Regions from separate parts of the Homo sapiens genome. Here all the other regions are linked to region 3. Evidence: read pairs that join two places in POLR2A ChIA-PET (ENCODE). Cell type or tissue: PC-9. All regions are shown on one strand. Region 1 overlaps MTF2 (metal response element binding transcription factor 2). Region 2 overlaps MTF2 (metal response element binding transcription factor 2). Region 3 overlaps DIPK1A (divergent protein kinase domain 1A).

The links. ChIA-PET counts read pairs that join two places held together with the same protein. Peaks named below come from ENCODE experiments on the same cell type or tissue, not always from the same donor. Only the 100,000 strongest peaks of a DNase experiment are listed, where the experiment ranks them.
Region 1: POLR2A ChIA-PET joins it to region 3 with 5 read pairs; 3 of 35 experiments call an interaction of 5 or more read pairs at or near these places.
Region 2: POLR2A ChIA-PET joins it to region 3 with 5 read pairs; 3 of 35 experiments call an interaction of 5 or more read pairs at or near these places.

Annotation. Positions count from the first base shown.
Region 1 is chr1:93,093,890-93,096,389 of GRCh38, reverse strand. All of the region lies in intron 1 of MTF2 (metal response element binding transcription factor 2), which reads right to left. Among named protein-coding and RNA genes, the nearest start is that of MTF2, 16 kb to the right of the region's middle. In PC-9, no CTCF peak of the experiment used is centred here; no DNase peak of the experiment used is centred here; H3K27ac peaks cover 368 bases.
Region 2 is chr1:93,123,634-93,126,133 of GRCh38, reverse strand. The region is part of intron 9 of MTF2 (metal response element binding transcription factor 2); the gene reads right to left. Among named protein-coding and RNA genes, the nearest start is that of MTF2, 46 kb to the right of the region's middle. In PC-9, no CTCF peak of the experiment used is centred here; no DNase peak of the experiment used is centred here; H3K27ac peaks cover 1,731 bases.
Region 3 is chr1:92,851,641-92,854,140 of GRCh38, reverse strand. All of the region lies in intron 2 of DIPK1A (divergent protein kinase domain 1A), which reads left to right. Among named protein-coding and RNA genes, the nearest start is that of SNORA66, 12 kb to the right of the region's middle. In PC-9, no CTCF peak of the experiment used is centred here; a DNase peak (open chromatin) is centred at 1,523.

The DNA of each region.
Region 1 (2,500 bases), 240 kb before region 3:
GTTTGGAAGTGAAGACTTGGAAGTTGTAACATATTAATAATACGTATTTGGGGCCCTGGATAGAAATGAGAAGTGAAAATGAGAAGAGTAGGACTTTGCTGTATTAAGATAGGAGAGTAAAGATTTATTTGTTCCTTTTCATGACAAAACAAAGAGAAAAGAAAAAATTAAAACACACTCCATCTTCAACAATACATGATGTTCCACGTTCATGTTACATGTGAAATTCTAAATCACAATATATGAAGATGGAAGGCAGATGGAAGAATGAACACTTGTAAAATAAGGAAGAAAATTAAACATAAGTGTCAGCTGAAAGAACAATGAGGAATGAGAAGCAAATCCTTTGCTCTACAGAACCTCAAAAGACTAAAGAACTGTTGACACAAGACTCAAAAGACAGAGGTCAAGTGGGAGCATTAAGAATGGAGAAATAGACCGGGTGCAGGGGCTCACGCCTGCAATCCCAGCACTTTGGGAGGTCAAGGTGGGCGGATCACAAGGTCAGGAGTTTGAGACCAGCCTGACCAATATGGTGAAACCCCATCTCTACTAAAAATACAAGAATTAGCTGGGTGTGGTGGCATGCACCTGTAGTCCCAGCTATTCAGGAGGCTGAGGCAGAAGAATCGTTTAAACTTGGGAGGTGGAGGTTGCACTGAGCTGAGATCACACCACTGCACTCCAGCCTGGGTGACAGAGCGAGACTCCATCTCAAAAAAAAAAAAAAAAAAGAACAGAGAAATAGCCAGGCAGGGTGGCTCACGCCTGCAATCCCAGTCAGTACTTTGGGAGGCCAATGTGGGCGGATCACTGAGGTCAGGAGTTCGAGACCATCCTGGCCAACATGGTGAAATCCCGTCTCTACTAAAAATACAAAAATCAGCTGGATGTAGTGGCGGACTCCTGTAATGCCAGCTACCTGGGAGGCTGAGGCAGGAGAATCGCTTGAACCCAGGAGGCGGAGGTTGCAGTGAGCCAAGATTGCACCATTGCACTCCAGCTTCGGCGACAAGAGCTAAACTCCATCTCAAAAATAAAATAAAATAAAAAGAATGAAGAAATATGTAGAAGTTGGTATAAAAGGACACTTGGAAGCCAGGTGAGGATCACTTGAGGCAAGAAGTTCGCAACCAGCCTGGTCAATATAAGGAGACCCCACCACTACAAAAAAAATTTTTTTAATTACTCAGGCATGGTGGCATGTGCCTGTAGTCCCAGCTTCCCAGCTACTCAGAACACATAAGTGGGAGGATCACTTGAGCCCAGGAGTTTGAGGCAGCAGTGAGCTATAATGGCAGTGAGCTATATAATCCAGCCACTGTATTCCAGCCTGGGTAACAGAGCAAGACCATGTCTGAAAAAAAAGACACTTGGAACCCCCGAGTCACATCTCCTATCCTGTACATCCCATCAGAATATGGAACGTTTATTCTTTCAAGGAATTGAATCAAGGGAAATACAAGGCACAGAGAGGGGAACAGGTAAGGTGCCAGCTGAAAATAGAGGTAAACTTTCTCTATAAATATATTCAAGCCAATAAATGAAAAAGAAAATGTTTTAAATCACCATTTTGCAACACCTAATGAATAAATAGATCTATGCACTGAGCATCAGTAGCTGCTAAGAGCACAGCAAGAGAAACATTACATGCTTCCTGATGGGAGAACCCACAGCACATGTGAAATAGTCTTGCCCACCCCACCCCCCAAAAAGGCAAACCTGAACCTGGTAAGCCTCTAGATCTAGTAAATGCAGAGAAATATGCTCAACTACACAGTGGGGATGCAACAGCAAAATACAGGTTAGGAAATGCACATGACAAATGACCTGGTTTCTCCCACAAATAAACTCCACAGAAAAAAAGAGGCAAGATCTAAGATAGAACCTGTAATTGAAAAAAAATCTTAAAACATATATTTTAAAACTAGTAAATTAAACTACAACCCTCAAAATGCACATCTGAATAATAAGACTACAAAGAAAAAATAATCACCACAGAAGTCAGGATGGAGATTATCTGGGGGATGAAAGGGTTGCAATGTGGGTTTCTGGGTTAGCTGGCAATGTTCTACTTTTGACCCTGGGGTGATTACAAAAGTTTTCACCTTATATAACCAAGATAGAAAATAAGAGAAAACAGATTAAGAAAATTAGAGGACCAATCAGAAATATCCAACATGTGAAAACAGAAAAAAAGTGGAGAAAAAATTATCAAAGTAAAAGAAAACATCCCAGTACTGAAAGAAGTAACCAGATTGAAAAGGCCACAAGTGTCCAGCAAACTGAACAAAAAAAACCTGTTCTAAGAAAATCAAGGACAAAGATACTACGTTTACAAAGAGATAAAAGGGCAACTAACAAGGGACTGAGAATAATAATCATTATAGCAATATTACAAGTCAGAAGACAGTGGAACTATTCACTTAAAAATCTGAGTGAAAAATAAATTCTGGGTGAAAATCAACCTTATAACCAGTCAAATTATCAATCAAGGGAC
Region 2 (2,500 bases), 270 kb before region 3:
ATTCCCCTATATCAAACCACCAACTCCTACTGTAATTTCTGAAGGGTCTAATGATAGAGAATTTCAATTTTAAAGGAGGAATAATAGAATCAGACTTTAAAGCTTGAATGAGACCCTAGATCCAATTCAGCCTTCCACCAATATTGCAGTCTCTTTTACAGTACAGATATTTATTCGACCTTGGCTTAATTAGTGCCACTGATAAAAGCTGATAAGGCACCAACTAAAAAAGCCCATTCCATAAGTAGGCAAAATCTTCCTCCCCAGAGCTCTTTCATTCCTTCTTTTACAAGACAGCTCTTCAAATATCTGAATGCAATTATTATGTCTAATTATAAGATTAGGTTAAAATGTTTAATAGCTATATCACATGGTTACTTCATATTAAGCTTCTGACTAACTCTGTCTTCTTCCTGGTCCCCCCTCCCCACCCCAACTGTGAAATCTTATCAGATGAACTGCTATCAAATTGAGTATCCCCTATCATACCCATGTACTGTTTGTGTTTATGGCTAAAGCAGAATTTTATAACTGCTGTTAATTGATCTTGTTTTCATCTCAATGTTCCAGATCTTTTCTCTTGATTCTGTCATCCTTCTAGAATTGAAGGTAGAGACAAAGACAGAACCCCTATGGCCCTCCATAAGAGTCTCCCTCAAGAATGTTTCCAAAGCACCGACTTTGTTACTGTTTTTCCATTAGTTACAAATCCATTTAATTTTCATTTTAACCAGTTCACATTTTAATATCTCATCTGAAATCAAGTTATACTATGTCTATATCATGCCCAAACCAGTGTTTGCTAACCATAAAAAAAAAAAAAAAAAAAAACACTGACAAACCAGCGTTGCTAATCATATCAAAAAAGAAACCAAGGGTATACATGACTTATTCTAATAAGAGATTTTCCTTATTGCCTTTTAAATCTTCACAAACCATATATCTGAAAAATCTGAAAATTTGCTGAGTCAACAGCAAAACTAACTTCCTAATTTCTAAAACCCACTTTTTTACTTTCTGACGATCGCAATGAACTCTACTTTCTTTTGGTATTTACTCCCTACCGTTTCTCAGAAATTTTATCTACTAAGTTCCTTCAGCACTCCATGACTACTCTGCATAGAACTGCATATTTTAGCTACCATAAAAGTGCCAAAGACTTCCCTCTTTCAGTGTTTTGCAAACTAAAAGTACAACCATTATAGTGTAAATCAGATAATCTACATTAGAAGAGCATCATATTCTACACCTTCCATCTGACCATGAGGTTTATTATATAAATCTCCAAAAGAATATTTTTTTTTTGCTCCCCCCTCTCCAGATACTAATCTCACACTAATACTTACAGTATAACTCTTCCTTTCAACTACCAATATTAAGTTCCAAGCCACCTGGGCTTAAGTATCCCAACAACTTAGGTAATTTGTTGCTAACCACCATACTATATGCTAATTATAACACTCTAAGCCCCAAGGAATTTTTGTTCAGATTTCTTATAATTTCCACTTATAAATATTATTCCACCTCTATTGTATATTTTCCTCTAGTATCATTTCTACCACAGTATTTCTTGAGTTTCATCTTTGCTTTTCTCCCTACCTCCCTCAGAAGTGAAGTAGCACTCCATAAATTATTCTGGTATCAACCTCAGGGTTTCTAAAATTTAAGACCACAGAAGAGTGGTTATTACAGAACTAGGATTTCAAATAACTTTAAGAATCAAACACAAATGACAATAAGCGATTACAAAAAGTACTAATATCTCATTTTAAACTCCCCAAAACAATCTGATACAACAGATGAGACTTCATTTTACATAAAAACCTTAAGAAAGTTTATCATGGTTTCAAATGTTAAGTATTTTTACTATCTCAAAGAAAATAATCCAAAACATAGTAGTTCCTCAAACAGCTACACTCAATCTATATGATAATCATTAGGTACCAAGCCAAAAGAAGTACAAAAACTACATAAGGAAACAATGTAATACTACCATTATCTTCTAAAATGATTCAAAAGTTTTATCTTCTCTTCATAACAATCCTATACCGTATTCAACTAAGAAAAAAATATGATACATGAATGTTACATTTTGGCTTTTCAGTATGACAGGATATTATCTCCAAAAGTGTAATATTTTTGAAACTTCTTTTTATTACTAAAAGAAGTCACAGCTTTGGATGATAATGATGTATTGATGTAGCTTCATCAATTATAACTATCTACCATTATGGTGGAGGGATGTTGATAATGGAGGAGGCAATGCATGTGTGGCAGAAGGGGACAACCTAAATCTGCTCTTAAAAAAAAAAAAAAAGTCTTTAAAATAAAAACAGTCACAGTGCTTCCTTTATTAAAAAAAGGGGGGGGGGACACAATACACGAAACAGAATACAACTGATTCAATGTAAGATTACAGCAAGTAATTACAAATGTAAATATGTATTTACTAGGTTTCTAAAATAAAAAATACCATTAAAGTTTAGCCAGCCTCATCATA
Region 3 (2,500 bases):
CTGAGGTGGGAAGCTTACATGAGCCCAGGAATTTGAAACCAGCCTGGGCAACAAAGTGAAACCCCATCTCTACAAAAAATTAAAAAATTAACCAGGCATAGTGGCACATTCTTGTAGTCCCAGCTACTCGGGAGACTGAGGCAAGAGGATCACTTGAGCCTGGGAGATCGAGGCTGTGGTGAGCCATGATTGTGCCATTGCACTCCAGTCTGGGCAACAGAGTGAGACTCTGTCTCAAAAAAACAAAACAAAAAAAAATCAGTTTTTATTAATTCAGTTACCTGAGCTGTTTTTATTCCAGTCCATTTCAACTGGCTTTCATGTTCCATTTCTCCATTCATCTCTTTGTTGGCTGAAATTCCTTCTCTAATCATTTCTTCAAGAGATGCTCATGGAAATTATATTTTCTGAACCTTATGTGTTCAAAAACATTTGGTGCCTACTGAAAGAAAGTTCAGCTATGTAAAATAATAATAGCTATGACTGAGCACTTTTTAAAGTCACAGGTGGTCTATACTTACACTATTTAATCCTCATAAGGATGCTGTAAATTAAGACCTATTAACATCCCCTTCACAGATGAGACTATTAGGACACAGGCGAGTCTCACTTCCTTCCCCAAAGCCTCCGCTGGCATTGCACCACTGTTGTCTACTATTGAATGTGGCTATGGAGAAATCTGGGGCCAATCTGATTGGTTTCCCCTTAAAGGTGCCTTGATCTTTTTGCCTGGATGCTCAAAGGATAACTTATTTTTGAAGTCCAGTGAACCTCAGTGGGATATGTCACAGGGGTCATTCTTGTCAGTTTTTCTTGGGACATTCATTGTATGTCCTTTCAATCTATAGATTAAAGTGTTTTAATTTATGTGAAGTTTCCCTTGAATTCTACTTTGAATATTTTTTCTTTTCCACTTGTTCCCATTCTCCTTCAGTTCCCATTCTCCTTCATATGGACATGGTGGATATACTTTGTCTTTTTTATCTATACATTTATCTTAAATTCATTTTATTATTTTTAAATTTCCATTTCATTTTGCTTGCATTTCTCAACCTTGTCCTCCAAAGTTTTTTGTTGTTGTTATTGTTTTTGTTTGTTTAAGACAGGGTCTCACTCTGTCACCCAGGCTGGAGTACAGTCGTGTGATCTTGGCTCACTGCAACCTCTGCCTCCCAGGCTAAAGCGATCCTCCTACCTCAGCCTCCCAAGTAGCTAGTACTACATATATGTGCCCCCAAACCCAGCTAATTCTTTTGTATTATTTGTAGAGATGGGGTCTTGCTGTATTGCCCAGGCTGCTCTTGAACTCCTGAGCTCAAGCGATCTGCCTGCCCAGCCTCCCAAAGTGCTGTTATTACAGGGATGAGCCACCACGCCTGGCCTAGTCCTCCTAAATCTTACTGTGTTTTATCCCTGTCTGTCTTTCCCCTCATTTATAATGTGGCTTTTATTTCTAGATGTTTTATTTTCCTTCCTGTCTGAGTTCTGTTAGCTTATTTTAAACTTCCTTCTATTGCCTCATCATTTCTTCTGCTTTGAAGTCTTATTTTAAACTGGTTCAGTAAGTCCTTTAAATTCATAACAATATGTTTGGTCTGTTTCATAGCAACATTCTTCTAGAAATTTTTTTCTTTTTTTTTGAGACGGAGATTCGCTCTTCTTGCCCAGGCTGGAGTGCAATGGTGTGATCTCGGCTCACTGCAACCTCCGCCCCCGCAGGGTTCAAGCGACTCTTCCACCGCAGCCTCCTGAATACTTGAGATTACAGGCATGCGCCACCACGCCCAGCTAATTTTGTATTTTTAGTAGAGGCGGGGTTTCTCCATGTTTGTCAGGCTCGTCTCGAACTCCTGACCTCAGGTGATCCACCTGCCTCGGCCCCCCAAAGTGCTGGGATTATAGGCGTGAGCCACTGCACCCTGCCTAGAAAATTTTTTTTATCTGACATTTGCTTTTCCTATTCCATTCTTCCTAATTCTTGTAGATTTGCTGTATAGATCTTTTGCTTGTTTGGTTTTGATTATTACTCATTACTGAGTGAAATGAGGTCTCCTTCAGCCAGCCATGTGCGGGAAGCAACTGGGCAGTGAACTGAGCTGGTAGTGAAGCTGCTTCTGGCCCTCTCTCCCAACCGTAGTTCATCAACAGACTGCCTCCAGCAAAGAGAACATTTCTGAGCATTTTATCATTCAGGCCTGTCTTATCTTACTATTTCATGGTGCCAAATAGAGTTCTGGGAAGTTCCCACAGCTTGTGCCCCTTAAATCTTTGTTGCAACCAGGATAATGGTTGTGCTCTGCAGATGTACCACCTACTTGGTGCTCTGCCAACTTTGTCTGAGAGTGGGGACCACAGCAGGTGTTTAATCTCAGCATACTTGTAGGCTCTGGTGTAATCTTCACTGAATTTGGCAGGTCATCCTCATTTATTGTGCCTAGGGTTTCATTGGTACCATATTTTTTCAGAGAGTGGATGGGTTTTTTTCCCTTTCTTGTTTTTG